Regions from separate parts of the Homo sapiens genome. Here all the other regions are linked to region 1. Evidence: chromatin loops called from intact Hi-C (ENCODE). Cell type or tissue: endothelial cell of umbilical vein. All regions are shown on one strand. Region 1 overlaps IQCJ-SCHIP1 (IQCJ-SCHIP1 readthrough). Region 2 overlaps IQCJ-SCHIP1 (IQCJ-SCHIP1 readthrough). Region 3 overlaps IQCJ-SCHIP1 (IQCJ-SCHIP1 readthrough). Region 4 overlaps IQCJ-SCHIP1 (IQCJ-SCHIP1 readthrough). Region 5 overlaps RARRES1 (retinoic acid receptor responder 1). Region 6 has its middle 6.8 kb from the start of MFSD1. Region 7 has its middle 43 kb from the start of MFSD1.

Region 1 (4,000 bases):
CACCCTGTATGGGAACTGTTTACTCTTTTCTCATCATGGAGGGGAAAGGAGAGCCTTCAGGAGAGGGGATTTTATGGTGGACTGACCCTCACTTCCCTCCACCCCCAGGAGAAGATAGACTCTCAGTTGGTCCCCACCAAAAGAAGTCAAAAGACCCTAAGAGAAAGCCTGTGATAATACAGGGTGACCGTGGTACCTGGGACAAGGGCACATTTTTTATACCCAATGCTCTTCAGGACTAAAAAAACTTATCTTGGAAAGCAGGAATGAGAATATCCCAAGATTGTCCCTGTTGAAGATGCCACGGTCAGCTGGAGGAAGGCACTGCTTGGTGCATCATGGGGCAAAGCCCCCGCAGAGCAAGGGGCACAAACCCATTGAGGATGTGCAGCCTATACTATTGGGGGGATTACAGGAGACCCAATGGCCCCTTCCCTCAGAGTCCCAAAACATAGGACAGTTGTTAAAGGAAACAACTGCTGAGAGTGAAAGTGTCCGCCATCTATTCATAGGAAACCTGGGGCAGTCTTGGTATTTAGTACATGGGGGTGGGAGAGGTAACACTGATAAAGGAAGGGAGAAGGAGGGAAGGGAGAAGGAAGGAGGAGAGAAGGGGAGATAGAAAGAGGAGAGGGAAAGGAAGGAAGCAGAATACTCAGCTGTAGAAAAGGTCTCATGTATGCAGAGAGGAGATTTTCAACCTGCCATGAGAGTTAAGAATTTAATAACCACATCAGACAAAAGTCACTGAACTAGACTAAACTCTCCAATGGGACTCAAGTTCTATTGTTGGGCAAGATTAAGTTTTCTCTCCTTCCTTTCTCTCCAGTGAGCAGAAATGGGATTCAGAATTATTAGAAGAGATAAAAACCATTCTGTTTGCACCTCATTGAGCTGAGACTCCTCCAACAAATCAACAAATATAAAATCTCAGGCTCTCTGAGCTGGCTGGAATCTGAAGCACAGAGATTTTTTTTCTCTGCCTAGTCCTTCTCCTGGTACCTACCCCACAGCCCCTACATATTGAAGGTGATGGGAACTGAAAAAGACCCAGGAGTTTTTCTAACTTAATTTCAGCATTCACATTAAACACTCTAATTTGTCATACACCAACTTTTCTTTCACCAGCACATTTTCATTTAACAGGACCTTATCTTAATGAGAAAATTCCTAATGATAAAGCAACCTATGTTTGCCAACTAATGTCCTGTGTAGTGAGGCTGACACACTGCTTACACAAAATGATTCGATAGCCTGATTCATTATGTATTTAGTAAGTGTGACACAGAACTTTGTAGCTGGGCACCCCACTGGTTCAGAAGTCTTGTTTGGACTTCATCTTGAGGGGTAGCCTTCTATGCTCATGCAGAGGCAAGCTTTTTACTGGTGACCAAGGTTAACATAGATTTACAGGGGTATGTATTGGTATTTGCTCTTATCCAGCAGGATATTATGTATTTGTGTGATTTCTGTTTTAGTTCCTAAGTCCAGCAACAACTTGGTGTTGTTCAACGTTGTACACACCTCAAGGTGCCCTTCTTTAGGGCGATTTCTTTTCTAAAAGATTCCTCCTTGCACGTTAAAAAACAGATCAGTGATTCTGGCCAAGCTCAGATATGTTAACATTCTCGTTTAAATTCTCATGCTTCTCGGAGTGTTATACTGAGTGTGTGAGTGTGTGTGTGTGTGTGTGTGTGTGTTTGTGAGGGAGAGGGTGGGGAGAGAGATTAAATATACACTCACTGGCATTTCTCATATATGCTTCTGAAGGAAAATCAGAACAGGAAAAGATCTCGGAAAACGGTCATAAATATTTTTGAAATTGCTTCCAAGGTAATTATAACAGGCCCCTTCTCTACTTAAAATGGTTTTAGAAGGTTAATATTTTGTTCTATAATAAAGTCTTTCTCAATTTGGATCTTGTTAGTTTCATTTTGTTAATATTGAGATGTTGTTAGCACTATTTTAAGGTAATAGTCATTTATAATGGGGGAGGAGGCTTACATTTGGGTATCTTAACAGACAATAAGAAGAAAAGGATAAGAAGTGAGAAAAAAAGAAGAGAAGAAACATTTTCCCAAAATAATTGAAAAGAAGCTGAAATAGAAAGAAGAGGATTTTTAAAAGGGTGTGTGTGTGTGTGATACATAGATGGCTTGAGGTGGAAATAACCAAATTGTTCAAAGATAGAATTAACCACCAAGTTACTAAGACGAAAGGCAAAGGAAAATGCTAGTGGAAGTTAAAGGATTGTACTAGACAAGAAATGGAAAAACCAAAAAGTGGTGAAAATAATGGCAAGCAAATAATTCCCTGTACTACCCAGTAGATGGTGCTGTGTACCCAAAGTAGCTGTGTTCCTGCTTAGAAGAGGGAGGAAATAATATGCAGCACATGAATGTAAAATAAAGATGCATAACTGTTGTGCCCGAAAATTCCAGATTTATTCAGGAATTCATAAAACTAGAACTAATTGCTTAATTTATACTTTGAAATAACTTACATTTTCACCTTTGATTCCAAGGGCTGTAGATTGAGGGGATACTTTTCAATATTATTCTCTGCATCCATGGCCAGCTGGTGACTAGAAACAGAAATAATGTCTCAATATCTCCCAATCCAGAAGGTTAACATCTATAGCAATAATACTGCTAATTTATACTTATGTGTAAAATAAGATGTAGATTCAATTTTGTTTATTTTAATTTATTAAAGTTCCTGTTGATGGATGATGGATGAGTAACCATATCATGAAAAAAAAAATGTGGCTTTGACTTTTATTTCTGTTGTCCTTTTGCTGTTCTCAACTAACATTCATAGCTATGGTATGAAAATCATTTCCTTTAAGAGAAAAGAAAAGGAGCATATTGGACAATTTCAGGGGGAGAAAAAACACAAGGATATGGTTATAAATTCCATGATACTGGCCAACTAGTAAGTTGTAGAGAAGACCTTACTCATCCCCAGTAGTACCACTGCCACTGGACCTTTCCTCCTTTCATTTGTAAGCCGTTTCAGGGCTTCCACTGGGAACAAAGCATGGATCTCTGACCTGTAGAAAGGCAGAGGGCTATAGAGAAATGATCACTGCTTTCAGTGAGCTTATAGCACTCTTAGTGCTACAACGATCAAGAAGGGCTTCATGGAGAAGGCAGCTCTTGGGATGAGTTTTGAAGGACGGATAGGAAGTAGGTAAGTTGAGAGTGAAGGGCAACATATGAGGAAGACAATAAAACAAATAGAGGTGAAAACATTCAAAGGATATTTTTAGAAAATAAAGAGAAATTTGGTCGAAGTGGATGAAAAAAATAGGAGAACAAAAGGAAATAGGCTTTGATAAGCAGAAAGCTAATAGTTACTGGTCTCATAATGTGTATAACACACTGTCATAGGCATTTTATGTGCATTATCTTATTTATCACAGTAACTTCCATTAACTAAGTCACTTTCCCCACTGTACAGCTGAAAAATCTGAAGCTTGGAGAGATAATGTTAAATTTACTGTACAGGAGGAACCCCATTAAAACTCACATCTCACTGCTCTCTCCACCAGAAGGCACTGGTTGGAGTATTTTAATATCAGGATTATTAAACTTAATCCCACTGACTGAAGTTTTCATAGGTAATATATTTAACATCCCAATTCAGTACTTGTGCATGTGGTAAGGTAGGGGTGTGTGTGTGTGTGTGCAATAAAAATTTCAAGAAACATTACTCCCCCAACTACATGTGATATACTTTGATTTTTGAATTATATTTGAAACTTTTTTTAAAAGGTCAGTGGTGACCCACCAAATTTATTTAACAAACCATCAATAGATTATGATCTACAGTGTGAAAAGCTTTTCACACTGTAGATCATAATCTATTGCAGCAGGGAGCTCCATGCATTTGGAGCAGGGAAATATGATAAATGGAGGGTTTAAGGATGATTTGTGGTGGGAGTGAGCAAGGAGAGTGACATAAAACTAGTTAGAAAGCTATTCAAATAGTCCAGGTT
Region 2 (4,000 bases), 160 kb after region 1:
GATCACACATCTTTTACCAATTCTAATCTCATTTTTCTGTTCTAAGGATTCTAAGGGATTCACAAGGATTCCCTGTATTCTCTGCTTCTCAGTGAACTCATCCCAGGGTGACACATTGGCTCTCTCCATTTTGTAGATGTACAAAGAAAGACAACATTGAAGGATGGAATCGTGTAAGGTAGGGTCTGATATCTGTCCTCCTAAAACTTCCCCAGACCTATGCTGGCTCTAGAATCAAAGAAATTATCATGGACATATATTTAAAACTTCCAATAGTAAAAAAAAAAAAAAAAAAAAAAAAAAGCAGATCCTGTACAAAAAACTGCAGAGAATTAAAACAAAAAAGATCCTGAAGACCACTGAGGTGCCTCTGAAGAAATTTTCCACCTTCCTTTTCTATAATATCAAATCTCTGCTATCTAATATCTGGTTTCTACAATATCTGTAATATCTAATATCTAGTTTTTTTAACCAAACATAAGAACCTTGAGGCCAATATTTGTCTTTGTCCCCAGTGGCTGTCGTGGTCTGGACCTATAGCAGCTTCTCAATCCATTATTGTGAATGAAGGAAATGTCACTTTGAAGATGGCTAGGAGCATAGATTTTGGACATTGCCAAGAGAAAACATGTAAAGGAGAAAAAGCTCTAGTCAAAGAGCCAGGAGGCCCAAACCCTGTTCCTATCACTAACCAACTAATTACCTGTATGACTGACAAAGGCTTCTTACTGGCTGATATGATTTGTCTGTGCCCCACCCAAAATCTCATCTTGAATTGTAATCTGAATTGTAATCCCCAAGTGTTTGGGGAGGGACCTCATTGGAGGTGATTAGGTCATGGAGGAGGTTCCCCCATGCTGTTCTTGTGATAGTGAGCAAGTTCTCAGGAGATCTGATGGTTTTATAAAGGGCTTTTTCTCCCTTTGTTCTGCACTTCTCTCTCCTGCTGCCATGTGAAGAAGGATGTGTTTGCTTCCCCTTTCGCCATGATTGTATTAATAAGTTTACTGAGGCCTCCGCAGCCATGCAGAACTGTGAGTCAATTAAACCTCTTTCCTTTATAAACTACCCAATCTCAGGCAGTTATTTATAGCAACATGTGAACAGACTAATACACCGGCTTTCCCAGCCTCTACCTCCTCATCATGAAAATGAAGGTAGACCCTGTCCTGCCAGGCTCCCCAGGTTATGGTGACATCAGTTTCGAGGGCAAGGCACAATACAGCTAACTGAGGTCATCACTCAAAAGTGGAGCATTTTATTGGAAATGTGGGAGCCAAATCTTGACAAAAAGATGTAAAACCTTTATACAGAGAATATCATCTATTATCGAAGAATTAGTTAGCAAAAGGAGTTGGAAGTGGTGATATAAAAGCTCCTGACTTTTCTCTTTGAAAATGATCAATCTCTAGGAAACTGAGGTAGATTCATTTTCAGGCAAAGGCTGGCTGGAAACAAGGAAAACACTAAATGCTTCTTGCCAAATTGTCACGAGAGTCTAATAAAATGGTAAGAATCCTACAGGTTTATATGCTAACCTACACCTGCTGACTGAGATGTGAGTAGAAGATTCTGAAGGACACAGATTAATACAAATCCAGACATTTGCTTCATTGTTGCTAAGAAGGTATGGAGGTGAAAAGGAATCAAAAAGCAGATAAAAATGGGAGTCAAAGTTTGAACTACCACCGAGGGATTTAAAATGAACTATCATAACCTTGAGAAATAAGGAAAGTCCAAATAAGTCACCAATAAATTAACAGTCTAAACCAATTTTATCAGCTCATAAGTCCACTGAAAATTTAGGTATTTGAAAGTACACTGTAGAGATCGTGAAACTTCACCCCTAAATACCTCAGCACATGTCTCCTAAGAATAAGAGTATTCTCTTACATGACACAATATACTATACTGGCTAAAAAAAAAAAATAGTTAATTCAGAAATATTATCTTATAACAGTTTACATTGACATTCCCCCCGTTGTTTCTAAATGGTGTGTGTGTGTGTGTGTGTGTGTGTGTGTGTTTGTGATGGAGTCTCACTCTGTCGCCCAGGCTGGAGTGCAGTGGTGCAATCTCGGCTCCCTGCAAGCTCCGCCTCCCAGGTTCACACCATTCTCCTGCCTCAGCCTCCCGAGTAGCTGGGACTACAGATGCCTGTCACCACGCCTGGCTAATTTTTTATATTTTAGTAGAGAGGGGGTTTCACCGTGTTAGCCAGGATTGTCTCCATCTCCTGATCTCGTGATCCGCCCACCTTGGCCTCCCAAAGTGCTGGGATTACTGGCGTGAGCCACAGCGCCAGGCCTAAAATGTCTTTTATGGTCTTTATACAGGGTAGAGAGGAGAATCCAGGATCCAATCAAGGTCCACATAGTGCATTTGGATGCTATGTTTCTGTTTGGTCTGTCCATAGCTATAACAGTCCCAAAGATACCAGCCACTTGTCTTACAAAATATCCCACATTCTGGATTTGTCTGACTGTATCCTTGTGATTATATTCTGATTTAACATTTTTGCCAAGAGTACTATGTAGGTGATATTGTATTCATCTTACTGCAACTCATCAGGAAGCAGATAATGTCAAGTGGACCCCCTCTTGGTGATGCTAGGTTGGGGAAGGTGATGTCCTCCAGAGCTTTCCACTGTAGAGGCACATTTCCCCCTTGTGGCAATTTAAGTCATCTGAGGGGTGAGACTTTGAGAGTATGAGAATATTCTGAATCCCTAAAATGATTTTAGCATCCATTGACACTCTTTGCTTAATTTATTAGAAATTTCAAAATAGTTATTATCTAATTCTATTATTCCTTCTACATTTATTAGCTGAAATTCTATGAAGCATAGCTTTCTGCACCACTCTTTCCTCCTTTCTCTTTCTTTTTAGAATCACTATGAACCCATGGGCTTTTAAAATTTTTATTAAAAAGTTACAATATTTTAGTGCCATTATCATTCTGATACTCAAATTGTCCCAAATTTTAGCCAAAGGAAGTCCTTCAAGCTGCCGTGTGTGTGTGTGTGTGTGTGTGTGTGTGTGTGTGTGTGTGCATGCGTGTGTGTGTGTGTGTGTGTGTAAATACCCCTTTAGGTTCTCATAACTGTCTTGATTTCTGACACTGCAGACTCACTGCTATGGTCTGAATGTTTGTGTCCCTCTCAAATTCATCTGTTGAAATTCTAATCCCCAAGGTGATGATATTAGAAAGTGCAGTCTTTGGGAGGTGATTGGGTCATGAAGGTGGAGCCCTTATGAATGGGATTAGTGCCATTAATACCATTAGGGACCCCAAAGAGCTCTCTATAACTCTTTCCACAAGGTAAGAATACAACAAGAAGTTGAGAAGTCAGCAATAGGCAACCTAGAAGAGGGTCCTCACAAGAGCCCAACCGTGTCAGCACCCTGATCTTGGACTTCTAGCCTGCAGAACCAAGAGAAATAATTTTTGTTGTTAATACGGCACCCAGTCTATGTTATTTGCTGTTAACTGCCTGAATAGACTAAGATATTGTCTCTGCCCTACACCTGTATTCATGCATTTCATCCAGGAGCATTCTTTCTAATCAATGTTATTGTAGCAAAAGATGATGAATTATGAAGATGACAGAACTATAGTTCTTAAAAAAAAAGGCCCTAAGAAAAATTCAAGTTAGGGTTTCCATAGGTCAACATTAATTATATTAACATCATTTTGAAAACTTCCTCAATTAATGCTTTCCACTATAATTTAGGGATTTAGTTTTTAGCTACATCTGCAGGAATTATAATACAAATCAACTGGGGAAATTAAGAAAGAACAAAACCACATTTTATCCCTTATTCCTGAAAGCTGGTAAGGCTTTTATGTTATGTCCACATGAAACCAGACAACTGAACAATTTTGTCGATTCCTTCCAATTGATTAATTTTGTGAAAAGAAAAGGTGGGAAGCCCAAGTCTAGGTCAGGCAAATGGGCTGTGAGTCCCAGCTCTGCCTTTCAAGGGAGAGGCCTGGCTGT
Region 3 (4,000 bases), 95 kb after region 1:
ACCAGCATGGCACATGCATACATATGTAACTAACCTGCACATTGTGCACATGTACCCTAAAACTTAAAGTATAATAATAATAAAATAAAATAATAAAATAAAAAAATAAAAATATAAATCACAATTACAACAACAACAAAAATACAAAAATCAGCTGGGCGTGATGGCACACATCTATAATCCCAGCTACTCAGGAGGTTGAGGCAGAAGAATGGCTTGAACCCCAGAGGCAGAGGTTGCAGTGAGCCGAGATCACACCACTGCACTCCAGCTTTGGTGACAGAGCAAGACTCCATCTCAAAAAAGAAAAAAATAATAATAGAATTATGTTGGATATGTGGTAAGTGCTCAAAAAATTACAGCCATAATGAGTACCTCCTCCCCCGGATGAAGGTGTGAGTGTTGGTGATGGAAACAGGGCAGCATCTCTCCCAATATCTTGCCTCTGTGCTAAGTTTTGCCGAACCTCAGTCCAGAAGAAAGGAAAATAGAAAATACAGAAGAGTTAGTCAAGTAAGAAACTGTCTCTCTTGATAGCTTTATGTCATTTGAGCCATTTGATGAAGACCATGGTATCTCTGTTAGTCAGATTTGCAAAGGAATACCTGAGGATGGGTAATTTATAATGAAAAGAAGTTTATTTGGCTCACAGTTCTGCAGGCTGTATATGAAGCATAGGGTCGGCATCTACTTCTAGTGAGGGCCTCAGGAAGTTTACAATCATGGTGGGAAGGTGGGAAGGTGAGGAGGAGCAGTGTGTCACATAATGAGAGAGAGACAGAAAGAGAGAGAGAGAGTAATATAGAGAGAGGGAAAGTTGTGGGCTCACTCACTCATAACCAAGGGGATGGCACCAAACCATTTACGAGGGATCCACCCTCATGGCCCAAACATCTCCTCTAGGCTCATGGCCAACATTAGAGGTCACATTTCAACATGAAATTTGGAGGGAACAAAACATACAAACCATAGCAGTATCCTTTTCAGGATAATGTTTTTGAAGACAGAAAATAAATTACATGGGTTTACAAAGGAAGCTAATAAGAATGGAATATAGTTATTAAAATACTTTTAAAGCACAACTATGATTATGTAGTACCTGTGCTTATTTATCAACACATAAAATAACTATCTAGCTGTATTGACGATTTTTAAAATTTTCTGTGTGCTTGATGCGCTGGTATTTGAAGCCTTGATCATGGAGAGACTGTACCTCCCAGAGCTAGCTAATTCCTAGAAAGAGCAAATTACCCTCCTACAAACACACCTTTGATATACTTGAATATACTTGATATACTTGACTTGATTGATTACAATCAATTCAGAGCCCACAGCCCCAACCTTCTCCTTTATCAAGCTCTCTCTCACCCAGCCAATATTCTCTCTGTCCTGAATTACCCCATAGCCAGGTACCAGATAAGGAGGGACCACCTCTATAGCCCAGAGTCCACCAAAATCATTCAGACTATCTAATCTTAGCTTACTCAGCACACCCATGCTGCTTCACCTCTTTCTTCCTATTAAAACTACAACAAAGGGGTTTTCCTTTAATGGGCCATGCTCTCCCCTCTTGACCAACCCCAGTGCTTCCCATGTGGCTCTCCTGCCTCCTGACCAATCCCAGTGCTTCCCATGTGGCTCTGTGTGGCCTACTGGGCCTCCAGTTTCTAGAGACCTGTGGGTATGAACCTCTTCCTTCATGAAAATCATGTCTGTGTCTGCTATCTTACCATACCTGATTAAAACAGATTCCAAGTATAAATTTTAGGACACTAGGAGTGGGTCAAATAACTTCACCATTTGACATGATGATGAATGTAAATGATGTTTTAGAATATTTGCAATGACTATAGTGTGACATGGCTACATCCTTCATTTATTTTAGTAACAAAGTCACAGGTACTGCCAATTCTACTCTGGTTTTACTTACAGTTGTTATTGAAGAAAATGTTTCATTTCACATAGAGGTTAGTAAAAACAAAAATGTATTTTTTCCCACCCAAGTTCACCAATCCTTGACTTCAACAGTCCATGAATCCCAGGTTAAAAGCTCCTGCAGACAAATATAGCTGGCATTGTACTAATCATAATGCTGGCATTGTACTAATCATAATGCTGGCAGCTCTCCAAAATTGGGTTCTGAGAATTCCGGAAACCCTTTCAATCAACCACCAGGGAAGGAAGACCAATGACACCACTAAGAAGCTTCACCACCTGAACTCACAAAACTTCTGAGTAATTGTTCTTCATCAGAAGAACTTTCCACTTTCTCAAGGACGTATTGTTCTGCCTCCTACAGGGCTTCCAGCATCATCACTGCAGCTGTCACTGGCCTCTAATACAATGGCTCTGTAAGATACATCAGCCCTGCAGCTTCTAGAACTGCTGCTTGTAAGGGAACATCTCAAAATTAACTTAAAAAGATTTGTAGTTTTTCTACAAAACAGTACCTTTAAAACATTTTATAACAGAAAAACTGGTTTAAAAGAAAATTGCACATATAAATATAAGGCAATTTATATTAAAATGACAAATAAATATTCTCTTTGACCTAGTAATTCTACTTCTGAAAATTTATATACACACCTACTTGCACAGGTGCACAAAAAATATTCATTGTTGCATTGTTTGTGATAGAAAAGGATTGGAAACAGCCCAAATGTCTCTCAGTAGGGAATTGGTTAAATAAACTGCTGCCCAACCATATGGGAATATTATTTGGATCTACACAAAGAATAAGGAAGCTCCCTCTGCACTGAAGTGTTTTTAAGATATGTTATATGAGAAAATAACATGCACAATAATGTAGGCGTAGTATGCAACCCCATGTGTAAATAAGAGGAAATGAATATATGTTTGTATGTGCATAAAGTGGAAGGATATATGAGAAATTATTCTAATAATAGTGGTTATTTGTATGCTGGGCCATGAGAATCATGTAGATGTTAGACAAGGGCAGAAGGGAAATTGTTCACTTTTACCTTCACACATTCCTATATCTGTATCTATACCTATAGGTATATATTAAACTGAGACCATATAAATGTAACATCTATTCAAAACATTTTTTAAAAAAGTTTTACCTTAGACCTAATTGTAGGCTACAATGAGTTCACTACTCATCATATAAATGTTTGCTTATCCATCAACATTGCCTAAGGCTTCCACTGACCAGAAACATTGTCAAATGTTTGTTTTTGTTAAGAAGATAAAGACAATCATGAGAAAAAATGATATGGAGGGAAGAGGCGAGAAAAGAAAAGGGAGCCACTTATAAATACATTTATTTTAGCAGACTGACCGCAAGTTGAAAAGTGATTCTGGTCAATTGGCCATACCATAGTTCGTTGCAATTACTTGTGAGGAGATGTCCACAGATCAAAGATGTGTGATGAATGCCAAAGCCTGAGCCAGCTTCCCTGGACAACAACCCTTCTCCCTTATTTTTTCTTCTCAGTCTCCTCCTCCTCTCCACAACTATCCAGCCATTGTGTGCTTGGGAAATGCAAATTAATTTCAGTATTAGACTAAGAAAAACACAATTAAGAAGGTAAATCTGCCAGTGGAAAGATCAGGCCACACAACACAGACTCAAATATAACTGACTTTTGGATTATCTACAGCTTTGAAATGCCAGGTCCATTGGTAAAAACAGCCAGGTGTAGGTTATAAGGACTTAAAAAGTTGAAAATAGTCTAGTAAGCCCCCTGGCTGGCCTCCTTCTCATAGCTGAATTGGAAGATGAATCTTTATATGTTATTAATCATTGGATAGGCTCAAATATCTTTAAGGCCTTTTTATTGATTGGGGCACTGGTTTTTGCATGTTTATTTTAGTACTAGAACCCTTCTTCTAAAGAAAATTTTATGCATGAACTTAAGGGTATGCAAAAGTGGAACACCTGGAGCTCTGTCTCTTTACACCTCTTCTACCTGCACTCCTTCCCCAAGATATGACCAAAGTCATCTCCAGAAATGCCTTAGTGTTGAAAGAAGCTTTT
Region 4 (4,000 bases), 120 kb after region 1:
ACACTTAGATTATGCTTTTGAATTCATTAGCCATAAAAACTAGATACGACATCTTCCTAAATGAGCAAGTAATTTCCTAAATTTGAGCCTCACACAGTGGCCTTATCGGTTAGTAAGAGGAATCGATTGGTGATCAGTAAGGCTCTTTCCATTCCTAAAATCCCAGGAGTCTAAAGCATCCAAAGGCAGGAAACAGATTGAATTAGACTCCAAATATTGGCAACCACATTATTTGTCTCTGGTCACACAACTTCATTACTCACCCATCTTTCTCCTACTGGAAATTATATAATAAAAAATCATTTGTGATTACCAGAGGAGATGCTATAAAATTAATTGTGTTAACTCAATCATTTAGGGGAAGAAAAATCCAGCCAGAAAGATCTTCAAATGACAGCATCTTAATCCATGCCTGGATATCGTGGGAGAAGAGCAGGGGTTTCTTTTAATTTTTCTCCAAATCACACTTCTTAGTTACTTAGAGCTTAAAAGGATTGGGTTATGTATGAAAAAGAAGCTGAAGGAGACAACCCCAAGGTAACTTCCAATTCTGAGCCTAAATCTTAAAAAACAAACAAACAAGAAACTCCAAGACCTTCTCAACTGAAAACAGCAGGCTGTAAAAATCCCAGGAGAAGCTCTGCTAACTTGCACATGATCTTTCTTTAGCATTTAGTACAAAAATACAGATAGTTTCCAAACAGAGGGTGAGGATCTATGGGTCAGCTGGAAGGGCTGACAGAGGCAAATTCATGGCAGCATAATCTCTGGATGGGGAAAACAGGCTTGCTCTATTTGTGTGTGTGTGTGTGTGTGTACTTAATGTAAAAGAGTGGATTTGATGTAAGCCATAAGGAATAAAAAGAAGGTACTCTCTGCACAAAAACTAAGCAAAATCATGTAGACAAATGAGAGCCTGAGAATCACTGTTTATTATTGTGTGCCAGACCCAAGGCTAAATAATATTCATTTATATTTAAATTTAATCCCTTCCCACCTGTACCAGTTGGGATCTTGGCAGGAATAATAATTAGCTCAGCTGGTTCAAGGGAACAGACCTTAATGAAAGGAGTGCAGAGGTGCAGAGAGGAAAAAGTGAACTAGTAAGGGATGGTGAGGCATCCAGAAACTTACAACAGTAGACAGCTGTTATCAACCTCCAGGAAAATATAATGTTACTAAAGCTCAGTGAGAATTGCACCATCTAGGAGGGTTTATCCTGGAGACTGAGTTCAAGGAGGGGCACAATCCTTGCCAGATACTAGGCACAGAAGCAGAGAGAGCAAAGAAGTGCCCCAGCTTCTTTCCCATAACTTTCTGATTTGCCAATGCCTCTCATTGGCCAAATTTAATTGACAGCTAACTGGCCAGGGAGCTGGATGAGGCATTCAGAGGGATCAGGCACCCAGAGCACAGAGAAAAGGAGAAAAGTAGAGAGGGACTTGGGTGGGGGTGAGGCGGGGGGTGGTGTGTAGTGCCCAGAGCACAACGTTAAGAGAGAGACATACTTATGTGTGATGTCATTCTTATTTGACATGTCAAGAAACTGAAGCCCCAAGTAGTTGAATTACTTGCTCCGAGTCACACAACTAGCACCATGTGGCTAATACAGGATTTGAACCCAGGACTTCTACCTCCAGGTATGTGCTCATTCCTCCATGCTGCTCTTGTGGTACCTCACATTCACAAGCTCTTTGCTGTTTACCAATTCTTTTACATACTTTGCCTTCTCTGTTCTTCCCAAATTCTTTCCCTAGAATAATCCTGAGAGGTAGGAAAGATAAAGTTTTATTTTACAGATGAAGGAGTTAAGGATTAAAGGAGCAATTAACACTTTTCTTCTGAAAGATAGGTGATAATTAACAGCTTGGATCAATAGCAGAAGGGAACAGGCAATAAACAAACAAAAAAACTATATTTCTATAGAAAAGTAAATCGGACTAAATTATGCTTTATTGCTGCTTTTGTATGCTTTCTATAACCATACTCCACTTAACTAAAAGAAGTACATATTTCTTAGAGATTAATCTACCCTTGCTCACCTTTGTATCTGACCCTGGTGCTTCCTGACATACAGGAAATGCTCTATAAATATTTGTGAAATAAATATATACCTGAGAAGCTACAATGTTTCAAACTATACATGCCAGGCAAGGTACACAATGTATTTTATTTCATCTTCTCCTCAACCTTATGATGTTGATATCACTATCATCCTCATTTTACAGATGAGGAAACATCTTACACAGTTAGCAGATGATGTGGCCAGAATGCACTCACATCTCTAGTTGCTCTATGTCAAATATTATCTCATGCAATGTCACATGTACCTCTTTTGCCCCTTAGAGATCTAGGTACTGTGGGCTCACAGTTCCACCAATTCTGTGGTCTTTGAAAGTCAAAGCTCTACCTACAACATCTCTCAATTCCTAGGAACTTGCATTCCATCACATACTGCCTCCCCGTGGCCTAAGTTGTAAAAGCAATAGCAAGCAGCATAGACTCAAGATGACATTAGAAAGACAGATGAGGTGCTTATATCACAAAACTTCCCAACAAATAACTGAAAATTTCATATTAAAAGTTTACTGTATGATTCTATTTACATAACATTCTTGAAATGATACAATTATAGAGGTGGAGAAAAGATTAGAGGTTCCCAGAGGTTAGGGATGGGGAGGGGAGGGAGATGGTTTGCTACAGGAGTGCAACACTAGAAATCCTATGGTGGAACTGTTCTTTCCCTTGACTGTGGTGTTGCTCACACCAATCTACACTTGTGATAAAATTGCATAGAGCCAAATACACATCGGCATCTGCACACACCCACTTGTGCACACACACACAAGTGCATGTAAAACTGGTGAAATCTGAATAAGGTCAGTGGATTTTATCAATGTCAGTTTCCTGGTTGTGATACTGAACTGTACTTATCCAAGATAATACCACTGGGGGAAACTGGGTGACATGCCTAGGGGATATCTCTGTATTATTTCTTACTGCTGTGTATGAATCTACATCAGGGATAATGTATATTAGTTCAAAATGAAACAATTTTTAAATGTTTCTATATGCTAAAACTGCTCTTTATTATGAGGTTTTTCTTTTAGACCACACCCTTCCTTCCATACAAATGATTTCCCTTTAGTTCTCATTCCTCTCCCCTGAACTTTTCTTCTGGGAACTTTACAACTCTTTCCCCTCTATTACACAGAGAAATTTGGCTTTTTTGAGCTTCTACCACCACAGATGCTCACCAAGTTTATGACAGTGCTGAGCAAACAAAGAACCCCACCTCTAGTCAACTTGTGCCACAAGCTTAGAAGGCAAGGAGGTTACAAATAATGGAATATATTTTCAGGTGCAATTAGATTTGCAGATGTTACTTAGGGGGAAATGGCTAGCTCTATAGGACTAGCCCTGAGCTTCTCAAACTATTAAGTGAAAACAAGAGACAGAAATGAAAATTTTTTCCTATTTCACAAATCAGCAGATTTGGTGTAGACTTGTTATCATCCCAACTTTCTGCTAGTTACAGGATGTGTGGCCCAGGCAAATTATTTAATCTCTTAGGGCCTCTGTTTCCTTATCTACGAGATGGAAATACTAATAATTATTAATACATCAGAGACTTGTGATTGTTTTCTCCTCTATTTTCCAAATTATCAATGTTGTTATAGTAATTTTTCATAAAAGTTGAAAAATTTGTTGTTATTGTTGTTGTTGAACGTGTGATGAGTTGGTATGCGTGGTTGTTTTTAGCAGTGGATAAGATTTTAGCAAACAGAGATAGGGATAAAAAAAAGAAATAGAGTTCTGAAGAAACAGGATGAGCAAAGACAGAAACAGGAAAACAAAGGGCATATGAGTTCTGAAAACAAGGGGCTACATCATTTGGATGGAATATGAGGAAGTATTTAAGAATTGTGCAAGACTTGGGTAGAAAAAGATGAGTCAGACTATATTGTGAAGGAGAAGTTTGTTCTCAAAGCACGGTAGG
Region 5 (4,000 bases), 530 kb after region 1:
TTCCCCTTCCAAACCATTTTAAAAAGGAATAATAGGCTGGGCGCGGTGGCTCACGCCTGTAATCTCAGCACTTTGGGAGGCCGAGGTGGGCAGATTACAAGGTCAGGAGTTCAAGACCAGCCTGGCCAAGATAGTGAAACCCCTTCTCTACTAAAAATACAAAAAGAAATTAGCCGGGCATGGTGGCAGGCACCTGTAATCCCAGCTACTCGGGAGGCTGAGATAGAGAATTGCTTGAACCCGGGAGGCAGAGGTTGCAGTGAGCCAAGATGGTGCCACTGCACTCCAGCCTGGGCAACAGAGCGAGACTCCGTCTCAAATAAATAAATAAATAAATAAAGGAATAATAAAATAACTTGCATTATCATGCACTTAGTCACCCCCTTGAAAATAAAATAAGATATTTGACATCCTTCATAAAATAATCAAACTAGCTCTCAAAACCCGAGTGAATAAAGTAAAAATTCCCAGCCCCTGCATTGCTCCAGTGAGGATGCAGGGGCTGGGAATTTTATATAAGTTACATAAATCTTAAAGAGGTCTTAAACATCATTTAGTCCAATGGCTTTGGGAAAGGTTATTTAAGTCTTTTCTGGCTATTTCCCTGTTTGGAATGGAAATAATTCATGTTCTGCCAACAATGTCAGGTGGTCTAAGGAGTCATATAAGATATGAGTGCCAATTAGAAAGTATAAAAATGTGAGTTCAGGGGTAGTCTGTTCATCCATTAGCTATGTATTGAATGCTTACTCTGTGCCAGGAACTGGGCTAGAAGTGTGGCCTAATTCATATTTAGCATAGGGTCATTAGGGAAGGCCTCTTTGAGATTCCCTCAGTTTTGAAGCACTCCACTGCCTGAGTGAAGAGTGTAGACACACCTACATGGAGCTTTCAGTGTAGTCATAAGAAATTCCTGCCTCCATTATAAGAGCAGTCATAGCACTGGGGAGAAGTAAAACATGGGCCAGGCGCAGTGGCTCTCGCCTGTAATCCCAGCACTTTGGGAGGTTGAGGCAAGCAGATCACTTGAGGTCAGGAGTTCAAGACCAGCCTGGCCAACATGGTGAAACCCCATCTCTACTAAAAGTACAAAAATTAGCCAGGCATGGTGGTGCGTGTCTATAATCCCAGCTACACAGGAGGCTGAGGCATGAGAATCACTTGAACCCGGGAGGCAGAGGTTGCAGTGAGCAAAGATCATGCCACTGCACTCCAGCCTGGGTGACAGAGCGAGAATCTGTCTCAAAAACCAAAAAAAAAAAAAAAAAAGAAAGAAAAAGAAACCACGATTGATCCCTCCAAACTCAGGTTTGCACTCTACCCAACCAGTGCATTGTTGGACTGAGTGCTCAGCTGCTGCACAATGTCTATCATCCATCCAGAACTGACCCTGAGGGGCGAGCAGGTAGCCAGGTAAGGAAGAGAAGTGTAGTTCATGGGTATCCCTCCCAATTCTAGGGGTCACTGCATTCCTTTGTAAGATGAGAGGCTGAGATGAAGTCAGGGTTTTTCAAACTAAGGGCTCACTAGGGTTATAAAGCCAATTTAGTGTGGGATCCGGTTTTTTTTTTTTTTAAACGAAATAGTATAGACTACAAACGATTAGAGTGTATTGCGAAAGCAAGGGTAAGTAGTGTCTCCAAATGTGTTTCAGATATATATGTATGACCTAGGTCATAATGAGAAATTCAGTTCTTGCTGTGGGCTGCAGCTTTAAAAAGTTTTGAAAGCCTTTAGACTAAATGATGTTTAAGACCTCTTCTCGCGCTGAAATTCTTTGATTCTGTGAGCTGTTGGCGCGTCAAGTTATCTTTCATTTTAAAAATACTGTTGCCCTCTGGTGGTGAAATGCAGCAATAGCTGTGGTAGTAAATTCAAGGAAGAACTAAGTGCTAGCTGGAGGTGGGTGGAGTGGAGTGGAGGAAGTGTTGTTTTGTTTTGTTGCTAATTGTAGGCGAAATCACAGACCACGATTTGTGTTCCCTCACTGCCCCCACCTGATGCCTTTCTTACCTGGCCTTACACTACCTTTCCATAACCAATGAGGCTTTTACTTTTCTAGTATTACATGGCATAGGCTCAGGACCCACAGTTGGAGTGGTGGGAGATTTTGGATGGTGCTGAGCGATCTTATGCTTCCCAGGGTTTCCTGGATCATCCCCACAATGTTTGCCCCGCTCCTGACTATTCAAGGCTGTCCCTTACTTGAAGACAAGTCTCCTCTTGCCACTCAGCAAGTTCTGGGACCACTGGCTCTGCGTGGAGCATTTGGTGAGAGGCCGGCCTTTTACTAACATTTTGAGAGACTAGCTGAAATCTTCAAGTGCACACACTCTGTAAGAAAGTCAACCCATTCTGGAATCCACTATTGTTTAGGAATTGGCCACTTAAACAAAACACCCTCTGACCAGGCCAAGACCAGTGGTTGGAAACATACTTTAAACACTTGATCAAAGCATATGGGGAGAGGGGAGCTATGCCCATATCTTAATTGCTTCTATTTAAAATAAAATCTGTAAGTGTACATTTATCATCTATCTTTTGATATAGGGCCAAGGCCATTTAACTGGAGCTCCTTCCAGTCTGCACTGGTCATTTCTTACATTGTTATAAAGGAATATCTGAGACTGGGTAATTTATAAAGAAAAGAGCTTTGATTGGCTCATGGTTTTGCAGGCTCCCCAGGAAGTGTGGTGCTGGCATCCGCTTCTGGAGAGGCCTCAAGGAGCTTACAATCATGGCAGAGGGCAACAGGGAGCCAGCATGTCACATGGCAAGAACGGGAGCAAGAGAGCAAGTGGGGAGCTGCCACACCCTCAAACAACCAGATCTCAGAGCAAGAATTCACGTATCACCAAGGGGAGGGTGCCAAACCATTCATGAAGGACCCACCTCCATAATCCAGTCACCTCCCACCAGGGCCCCCTCATCTCCAAATTGGAAAGCACATTTCAACATGAGATTTGAAGAGGACAAACATCCAAATCATATCACAGTCTTTCTAGCAAGAAAACACACCCATGGGGAATCGTTTGTGGTTTCCATTTTTGTTTACTTATGGTGGAATGAGCTCTCAAAGAATATGCTGAACAACCCTCTGCTTTTACTTTTCCTTGCCTAATCTCAGCTTATTAACACCAATTCAACAGCTAAATTTCTAAAGCATTTAACTTGACTTCATGGACATGACATCTTTGTTTGTACCCGCTCTTCACCAGTTTACAGAATATTTACTTATGTAATGAGGTACTAAGTACATCTGATATATGCAAGTTTGGGAGCAAAGCAGCTGGCTTTGGGTAAGCATCAGGCCAGGCCCATATAGGCCACTAGGCAGGAGCCCGTGCTCGGGGGTTCAGTCCACCGTGGGTCTGACAGCAAGCATGGAGCCCTGTCCACTAGGCCACAAGGCAGTTAGGAGAGCACTTACTCTACTATGAAAACCTTTATTCCTTTGTGATTTCTCAATCTATAAAGCACATTAATACAACATAATTTAATTACTGCTCTTGAGGTCTTCTCTCCATTAATGTCAATAATTTTGAGGTGATTCAGGAGACTAGGAAAGCAAAACATTAAATTGTCCATTGAAACAAAAACTGGAGAATTAAAAAGGCTGCAATGAACATAGAGGGAGAAGATAAGTAATAAAATACTCAAGTGAACTAAGGGAGAAGATAAGTAATAAAATACTCAAGTGAACTAGTCTTAATTTTCATGTAAGGAAAGCTCCTAAGGGCTTTTATAGGCATTAGGAAAGAACAGCAGGGAGGGGGATATTTGCAAGATAAACTAGGATCTCTTCAGTGCCCTCACACTGCCCTAAGGATGAAACATAACAATTCTGAAAGCACAGAAGAGACAGGCAGGAATCTCTCCTTCCAGGCAATGTTTGTGCTGAAATAGCACAGATGTGCCTACGGTCTCCACCCCATCACCCACCACAGCAGCCATCCGGTCTGCAGACTCTGATCGCAGAGTCTGGGTCTAGCATGGGGTG
Region 6 (4,000 bases), 460 kb after region 1:
GTATTTGGGTTTACTTCTGGACTTTCTTTTCGGTTGTACTGCTCTTTCTTGTCATGCACAAGGACCACTGTTTTTATTTTAGAGGCCTTAGAATATGTTTTAGTGACTGGTAGATGTAGTCCCCTTTCATAGCTTTTATTTTTGTTTTCCTGGATATTCTTCCATATTTTTCCACCTGAAATTAGTATCAGCTTGCCTAGCTCCATAAGAAAACTGGTATTTTTTTAATGAACTTTGAAAATTAACTTAAGGAGACTTTAGTTTTTAATGTTAAGTCATCACATACAAAAAAAAAAAGTGGTGTTCCAGTTTTTCAAACTATTTCATGTCTTTTGAGAGTGTTTTAAAGTTTTCTTCATATATATTTTACAAATTTCTTGTTAAATTTATTATTCTTTGTTGCTTTTGTAAATGTAGTTTTCTCTACCTTTATGTCATGTTACTGATTATGTATGTGAAGGCTGTTGATTTATGTATGTTAAGTTTATGTCCTGCCAACTTATTGAATTCTTCTCTAGTTTGACTTAGTTTTGCTGTTAATTTTCTGTGATATTCCAGGTGTACTGTCATACCATCTGCAAAGACAAAGAGTTTTACTCACTCTTTTCTAGTTCTCCTGCCTTCAATTGATTTCTCTTTACTAACTGCAGTAGTGAGTATCTCCAGTTCAATGTTAAATGGCAGTGAAGATAGTGTACATTCTTCCCTTAGACCTGGGATAAATATTAAACAAACAGAAGAGAAAGGAATGCTCTTCCTTGTAATAGAAAGCCAATCAATACATGTAGAAGGAATGATGGAAATATAAAACCACTGTTTGCTAGGCATCATCATAATATCTGATCCAGGCAAGAATCAGTAGTTACTAAAATTAGTGGATAAAAGTTTGAAGTGTAAAGGATATATGCATAATCTCAAAGTAGCTCCTCACCAGAGATTTATTAATGACAAAGGAAAAAATAGTGCAGAAGCCTGGCCCACATACGTGAACCAAGTGATCATAGTTAATACTACCAGTATTGGAACAAAGTGACATTATGTGCCCCCAGATATGCACTGAAACTGAAAACACAAAACTCTGTGATTTACCTAACAAAAGCTCATCATACCTAAATCTCAGCATAAGGAAACATCAAACAAACCCAAATTGAAGGATATTATACAAAATAACTGGCCTGATTTCTCAGTGTCATAAAAGACTAAGGAACTGCCCTGATTAAAGAAGACTCCAGAGACATAACAGCTGAATGCAACACATGATCCAGGATTTCTTTGGCTATAGGGAACATTATTGGGACAGTTGACAAAATCTAAGTTCTGTAAGTAATTTGTATTCTGTCAGCATTTATTTTCTGATTTTGACTACTGGACTGTGGTTATAAAAGAAGGTACCTGTGGCCGGGCGTGGTGGCTCACTCCTGTAATCCCAGCACTTTGGGAGGCCAAGGAGGGCGGATGGATCACCTGAGGTCAGTTCAAGACCAGCCTGACCAACATGGAGAAACCCCATCTCTACCAAAAATACAAAATTAGCCGGGTGTGGAGGCGCATAGCTGTAATCCCAGCTACTCGGGAGGCTGAGGCAGGAGAATCGCTTCAAACCAGGAGGCGGAGGTTGCCGTGAGCTGAGATCAAGCCATTGCACCCCAGCCTGGGCAACAAGAGCAAAATTCAGAAAAGACGAAGACGAAGACGACGAAGACGAAGACGAAGAAGAAGAAGAGGAGGAGGAGGAGGAGGAACTTGTTTTTAGAAAACACATACTGAGATATTTAGAAGTCAAAGGACATGTACATATATTAGATATATATGTATATGGAGAGAGAATAAAACAAACATGGTAAAATGTTGCCATTTCAGGTGTCTGGGTAGAGGTATGTGGGAACTCTTTTTACTAGCCTTACAACTTTTCTGTAAATCTGAAACTATATACACCACACTTTGACCTCCTAAGAGTCTTGTGCATCTTTGTATCTCAAACATCTAGAACAGGGCCAGCTTGAAAACTGCTTAATAAGTGAATCCCTTAAATCAGGAGCACGTTACACCACCTAGTGGTGTAACAAAGGAAGCTTACTGCTGTGGAAAAACCTGTTCCTGTCCACAATGAACTTGCTCATTCTAACTGTGTTGACCTATTATTAGCCAAACAAATTGCACTTATTTTATAATTATCAAGTGATGGGAAAGTGAAAGCAATTTGGGGTGTAAGTATAGGCTTTATCATCTTGGACACAAGGTCACTAGACTGACCAGCCTGGTTTCACAGGTGTGGGGGTGGTTGCAGCCTCTGGAGCAAAGTTAGCCACACAGACAGAAAAGAGAATAGGGTAACTCCTAAAAATCCAAGTTCTGGATTCAGTCTTCATGTGCATTTACTTCCTACAACTCCTGAGTGCTGTGTGAGCCAAAACATTCTCTTTATCTTCATCCTTCATATTGGAAGCCAAGATGTAAACCCCTTCAATGCCTTCTTTTGTCTCCCCGGTCTACCCCCACCCCCACCTCTCCCCACCAGCAGTGCAGGTTTCTAGTATGGGACAAGAGAGGAGTGTCTGGTTCTGCTTGGGAGCCCAGAAGCAGTGAAAAATGAGCTTGATCTTGAAGAATGAAGAAGACTGGGAGTGGGGGTTGGAGGGGCAGAGTAAGGGCATTTCAGGCAAAAACAACATCATATACAAAGGCCTTAGAAAGAGATTCTGACTCTCTCAACTTCTATATTAGCTTCATCCAACTCTACATAGAAGATGTGCAAAGACAGCCTTTGAAGTCTGGTGAAAATAACTGCGTTGATTTGGATCATGGGATTAGACGTTGGTTTACTTCCATATAGTGACTCATGAAAAATAGTTTATGCTGACTTATGTAATCACAGGAATGAAAAGTTTTTGTATTATTATGTAAATGAAGTACCAATTTTAAAAGAAAAATATGTACTCTAGGAGTCTAAGGCTGTCCTTATATTTTAGAGCCTAACTGGCAAAACTAGTGGCCAAGATAGCAGGAAAGTGTCCACTGAGAGGTCTAGGGAGTTCATGTTCTCACTCCTAAGTGACTGCTAAAAAATGTGAACACATGGCCATAGAGAGTGGAATGATAGATGGTAGAGACTCAGAAGGGTGAAGGGTTGGGAGGGTGAATGTGAGAAATTCTGTACTGAGAAATTACTTAATGGGTACAATGTACATTATTTGGGTGATGAATACCCTTAAAAGCCCTGACTTGACCACTGCATGATCTATGCATGTAACAGAATTGCACCTGTACCCTATAAATGTTTACAAATTTAAATAAATGAATAATAGATCTGAAAGAATGTTTATGTGCTTAATAAATACTGCTTTTTATTGTACACTAGCCCCCGCCTTATCCTGGGGGAACACTTTCCAAGACTCCCCAGGTAGATGCCTGAAACCATGGAGTGTACCGAACTCCTATGTAAACTATGTTTTTTTTCCTATACATACATACCTATAATAAAGTTTAATTTATATATTAAACATAGTAAGAGATTAACAATAATAACTAATAATAACATAGAACAACTGTAATGATACACTGTAAAAAGAGTTATGTGAATGTGGCCTCTCTCCCAAATATTGTATTGTACATATTTTCTTATGTTGATGCAAGATGATACACTGCCTACATGATGAGATGAAGTGAGGTGAATGATGTAGTCATTGTGACAGCAATAAGCTACCATTGACCTTCTGTACTCCTGAATCCGTTTAACCATCCCTTACTTGCAGTAAATGGCTTGATGTCACTAGTTTTAGGGGATCCCTTGCTGAAGTCTTCATGTAGCTGAATGCTTTTTGGCCTAACATTGCCATCAATCAGAACACATTTTCTCTTCATGTCTTCCACCAATAAATGTAATACCTTTTCCATTTAACTAAGCACTTGGCACACAATGGATGGCCATAATTTTTGCAGTTTGAGATGCAACAGCAAAACTAGCATGAATTTCTTTTTTCTTCTTCACAATTTCACAAAG
Region 7 (4,000 bases), 410 kb after region 1:
GCACACCAGGGTGTTAGCACTGTAAGTAGCATTTTCCAGGCAGGCTGTCAGGGGAACATGCTGCCTGAGGGTAAGACCAGATCAAAGGAGGGGTCCTGGGATACAGCCCCTACTCTGCAGATGCCTTAGGCAACTTTGCCACGACTCCTGGAGCCCCCGGCTCTGCAACTGATATCTTATCTTGCCCCAAACCAAACCAGCTTTTTACATTTCTTCATACACAGCACACAGGAAAGACTCAGTCATGATGCATTTAAAGATCTTTGATGCTAAATGAAAGTAAAAGGAAAAAGATTTTTTCAAAATCCCCTTTCAGAGTCCTGAGCCTAGAGGCAGTGATGGGCTTTCACAACTACAGGACAATATAGCTACAGCTATTTTTACCACATCATTAATTGAGTTTAAAAATTCTGATTTCAGAGTCAATTTGGGGTATCACACAAATGTACATACGGATTAAAAAGAGAAAGGTAGTAATTATTTTTCCAGAGTCACACTGATTTCAGAGCAGCCACCTTCTCTGCTGTGACAATACAAGTTTCCCAATCACTCCCTGTTTACACAAAGTTGAACTTGTGTCAGATCCTTGTAAACAGAACACAAAAATGTGCAAGCTGCTGTACAAATTAATTATTGAAATTAAGTACTCACTGTCTCTAGAAAGTCTTCTAAATTATTTAAAGAACCCAATTTGCTTTGATTGTGAAAAAATAAAAGCCCTTGGATTCCCATATTTCAGGACAATTCAAACATGGAAGAGGGGCCCAGGTACAGAGAAAATGTAAGCCTACGTTGTAAAAATATAATACAAAATCATTAAAAAGCTAACATCAGTGCCGTTTATGATCAGACTCAAGGTATATCTTAAACTGAGTATAGGGTTGCTATGTGTCTACAGCCATGCCACCTTAAATGCGCCTGATATCAGAAGCCAAGCAGGGTTGGGCCTGGTTAGTACTTGGATGGGAGAGGGGTCTCACTCTTGTCAGTTTTTATTTTAATATTATATATTATCTTTCTTTTTATTATCTCCAGATCATGCTTTTTGAGCTAGGGTTCTGTCATCTATGACAGAGGTGCTATATCTAGTGACTTGAGAGATGACTTGCTATTTTATTTCCATGTCTTTCTTCTTCCAGGTGGTGGTGACAGGCACTGGAGGGACAAGTAGGTAAGAAAACATTCCCCGGAAATCTGGGAACTTGCTGAATCTTTGCTTTGTAAAAAGTCCAGGCTTTCCCCAAATCACCACAGACATGACTTCTACTTAACCTCTCTGAACCTCAGTTTCCTCAGCTGTAAAATGGGGGAAAGGTGCCTGCCATGCCTATCTCACGGGATAGTCTGAAGAATCATCCCAACAGGCAGCTTTCAACTGGCTACACTCTATTCCTTTGTGTGAACCTAACATAGTAACTGCAGACAACAGACCAATAGGAGATTCTTTGATCGGTGGGATTTTTTTACATGTCTTCAATGAATCATATCTCTTTCACAGCTGCTATACCTGGACAAGACCCTAATTCTGGCTTCCATTTCTGGGGTTGAGGCGGGGCAGCAGGTAGCGGGAGGGATTGTAACCTGTTGGTCTTTATTGCCACCTAGTGGTCAGGTGGACAAATAACATCAAGTTATCCAGTGGATTTGAAGCACGTTAGAAAATTAATTCCAAAAAAACCACCTGCTACTTTAATCCACCACCTAATTAATTGTACACAGGGGGCCCCCCTTATATAAACCTGTTAAAAATCAAGTAATTATGCTGTGATGTAAATAAGTCCCTAGTTCATCTTTGCAAATTAAGAATTGTACATATGAATCAAGTTATTATTTTTAAAAACTTATAAAAACAAACTTTTACTGTCTGAAGGCATTTATGAGACTCCATCAAATGGTTTCATTTGTTCAAGATATTCTCCAGATGGAGATAAAATATTAAATGCTAAAGTCAACTCACAGATTTAAATCCATGTGTTCACATGGCAGAGAGAGCAAGCTTTCTGGTGTCCCTTTGTTTCTGTTTTGTTGTTGTTGTTGTTGCTGTTGTTGTTTTCCCTGAGACGGAGTCTCACTCTGTCTCCCAGGCTGGAGTCCAGTGGCACAATCTTGGCTCACTGCAACCTCTGCCTCCCGGGTTCAAGCAATTCTCCTGCCTCAACCTCCCGAGTAGCTGGGATTTCAGGCGCTCGCCAACACGCCCTGCTAATTTTTGTATTTCTAGTAATGATGGGGTTTCATCATGTTGGCCAGGCTGGTCTCGAACTCCAGACCTGAAATGATCCTCCCACCTCTACTTCCCAAAGAGCTGGGATTACAGGCATGAGCCACCGTGCCCAGCCAGTGTTCCTTTTAATAAGAACACCAATCATATCAGATTAGGCCCCATCCTTATGACCTCAGTTAACCACAATTACTTTCTTACTCCAAATACAGTCACGTTGGGGTTAGGGCTTCAACATATGAATCAGTGGTGGATAAAATTGGGTCCACAGACAGTAACAGACAGGGATAAAGTGACCCTGTCCATCCTGGGGTAGCAAAGCCACACCTGCCCTCCCACCCAGCCACATAAACCAAAGAGCTCAGGTCTCCAGGTTACCACTGTCTCTAAAAGAGGCAGAGGGAAGAGAGGGAAAGAGAAAATGTGTGGGTTCTCTCCCTCGTGGCAGCCCTGTGGGGCACTTGCCTCTCTTCTAGGTAATTCTCACAGCAGTCTCCCCAGAAAGGGATTGTCTCATTTTACAACAGCTGAGGAAATCATGGCTCAGAGATATGGTGAGCGCTTTAGAAGGCATACTTGTTCCTGGCACAGGTGGGATTTGAGCACTTCTCACTACCCCAAAACAGTCCTTTGAAGGGCATTAGCCCATGGGCCAGATCAGAGTACTGCCTACTAGACTAGGGGTCCTAATAGGCCCTAGAGGATTCTCTGACCCTCAATCTCCTCATCATAAAACAGGGGTAATAATGTTTTGCTCACAAGGTTGTTCTGAGGATTAAGTAAGATCATGTGGGTGGACTGCCAGACCCAAGCCAGTGCTAAATCATGGTGGATTCCCGCCTCGGCTTCCCTCCAAGAGCCAACACGGAGATGGGAAGGCAGCTTCACCAGAAATTACTAAGCATTTTCCAGCCCCCCAGATGAACAAATTATAGGGTACAAAATGAATGAAAACAGCTTTTTTACTCGCCCAGCCATAAAAACTTTGCTCTCCAGATTTTAAAGCCAGGGAGCAGGGTGGTGAGCCCCTCAGCAGGCTGAGGCATGGAAAGCCACCGTCCCCTGCACCAACCTCATGGAGAGCCACTGTCCCCCGCACCAACCTCAGAACTCCAGTCCTCAGCCTGGTGCTCACCTCAGACCCTCACCACCCACACAGTCATCAACATTGTAGAGCTCAGACACACCCTCAACTCATCTGGCTCATGCCTCACATCCAATGAGGCCCGTCACTCCTGCCTCAGCAGCATCTCCTGCTCTGCATCCACCCTGCATGGGCTTGCTTGGGATGCTGGTCATTTGTCACCTGCGTGCACTTCAACAGCCCCACACTGGTCTGACCAGTCACTCTCTCTGTTCCAGGCCCAGGACCATATTGCCATCTATACTTCCTATACAGATACAGGAGAGGGGATTTGCTATGGGAGTTGGCTTGAGCAGTTATGGGGCCGAGAAGTCCGACGATATGCCATCTGCCAGCGGGGGAAGCAGGGATGCCGGCGGTGTGGCACATTCTGAGTCAAAAGGCCTCAGAATCAGGGGATCCAATGGTGTAACTGTCTGAGGCTGAAGGCCTGAGAACCCAGAGGGCAGATGGTGCAGGTCCCAGAGTCCAAATGCCAGTGAACCTGGAGTTCTGATGTCCAAGGGCAGGAGAAGAGTGTCCCAGCTCCAGCAGAAACAGTGAATATGCTTTTCCTCTGCCTTTTTTTTCTATCCAGGCCCTCAACCTGATTGGATGGTGCCCGCTCACACTGGGTGAGGGTGGCTCTTCCTTAC

What was found. Hi-C counts contacts between places; a loop is a spot of excess contacts. Peaks named below come from ENCODE experiments on the same cell type or tissue, not always from the same donor. Only the 100,000 strongest peaks of a DNase experiment are listed, where the experiment ranks them.
Region 2: a loop joins it to region 1, with 4 times the contacts of the local background. A loop is called at or near these places in 3 of 110 quality-filtered maps.
Region 3: it touches region 1 in a loop (13-fold over the local background); 5 of 110 quality-filtered maps call a loop at or near these places.
Region 4: it touches region 1 in a loop (7-fold over the local background); 22 of 110 quality-filtered maps call a loop at or near these places.
Region 5: it touches region 1 in a loop (6-fold over the local background); 11 of 110 quality-filtered maps call a loop at or near these places.
Region 6: a loop joins it to region 1, with 7 times the contacts of the local background. A loop is called at or near these places in 17 of 110 quality-filtered maps.
Region 7: it touches region 1 in a loop (8-fold over the local background); 97 of 110 quality-filtered maps call a loop at or near these places.

Annotation. Positions count from the first base shown.
Region 1 is chr3:159,251,311-159,255,310 of GRCh38, reverse strand. It overlaps IQCJ-SCHIP1 (IQCJ-SCHIP1 readthrough), which reads right to left. Exons shown (of 10, transcript NM_001414413.1): 3 at 2,504-2,584. IQCJ (IQ motif containing J) reads right to left here. Exons shown (of 4, transcript NM_001042706.3): 3 at 2,504-2,584. Among named protein-coding and RNA genes, the nearest start is that of SCHIP1, 20 kb to the left of the region's middle. In endothelial cell of umbilical vein, a CTCF peak has its summit at 2,333 (motif pointing right); DNase peaks (open chromatin) are centred at 2,360 and 2,870; H3K27ac peaks cover 403 bases.
Region 2 is chr3:159,090,726-159,094,725 of GRCh38, reverse strand. All of the region lies in intron 1 of IQCJ-SCHIP1 (IQCJ-SCHIP1 readthrough), which reads right to left. All of the region lies in intron 1 of IQCJ (IQ motif containing J), which reads right to left. Among named protein-coding and RNA genes, the nearest start is that of IQCJ-SCHIP1, 23 kb to the right of the region's middle. In endothelial cell of umbilical vein, no CTCF peak of the experiment used is centred here; no DNase peak of the experiment used is centred here.
Region 3 is chr3:159,156,620-159,160,619 of GRCh38, reverse strand. All of the region lies in intron 1 of IQCJ-SCHIP1 (IQCJ-SCHIP1 readthrough), which reads right to left. All of the region lies in intron 1 of IQCJ (IQ motif containing J), which reads right to left. Among named protein-coding and RNA genes, the nearest start is that of IQCJ-SCHIP1, 89 kb to the right of the region's middle. In endothelial cell of umbilical vein, a CTCF peak has its summit at 2,288; a DNase peak (open chromatin) is centred at 2,179; H3K27ac peaks cover 945 bases.
Region 4 is chr3:159,128,765-159,132,764 of GRCh38, reverse strand. The region is part of intron 1 of IQCJ-SCHIP1 (IQCJ-SCHIP1 readthrough); the gene reads right to left. The region is part of intron 1 of IQCJ (IQ motif containing J); the gene reads right to left. Among named protein-coding and RNA genes, the nearest start is that of IQCJ-SCHIP1, 61 kb to the right of the region's middle. In endothelial cell of umbilical vein, a CTCF peak has its summit at 2,470; a DNase peak (open chromatin) is centred at 3,814.
Region 5 is chr3:158,725,786-158,729,785 of GRCh38, reverse strand. The region is part of intron 1 of RARRES1 (retinoic acid receptor responder 1); the gene reads left to right. Among named protein-coding and RNA genes, the nearest start is that of RARRES1, 4.7 kb to the left of the region's middle. RefSeq lists a silencer at 240-418. In endothelial cell of umbilical vein, a CTCF peak has its summit at 1,841 (motif pointing left); a DNase peak (open chromatin) is centred at 1,835; H3K27ac peaks cover 354 bases.
Region 6 is chr3:158,793,211-158,797,210 of GRCh38, reverse strand. No RefSeq gene overlaps it. Among named protein-coding and RNA genes, the nearest start is that of MFSD1, 6.8 kb to the left of the region's middle. In endothelial cell of umbilical vein, a CTCF peak has its summit at 2,061; no DNase peak of the experiment used is centred here.
Region 7 is chr3:158,843,548-158,847,547 of GRCh38, reverse strand. No RefSeq gene overlaps it. Among named protein-coding and RNA genes, the nearest start is that of MFSD1, 43 kb to the right of the region's middle. RefSeq lists enhancers at 170-219, 1,374-1,668. In endothelial cell of umbilical vein, a CTCF peak has its summit at 1,596 (motif pointing left); no DNase peak of the experiment used is centred here.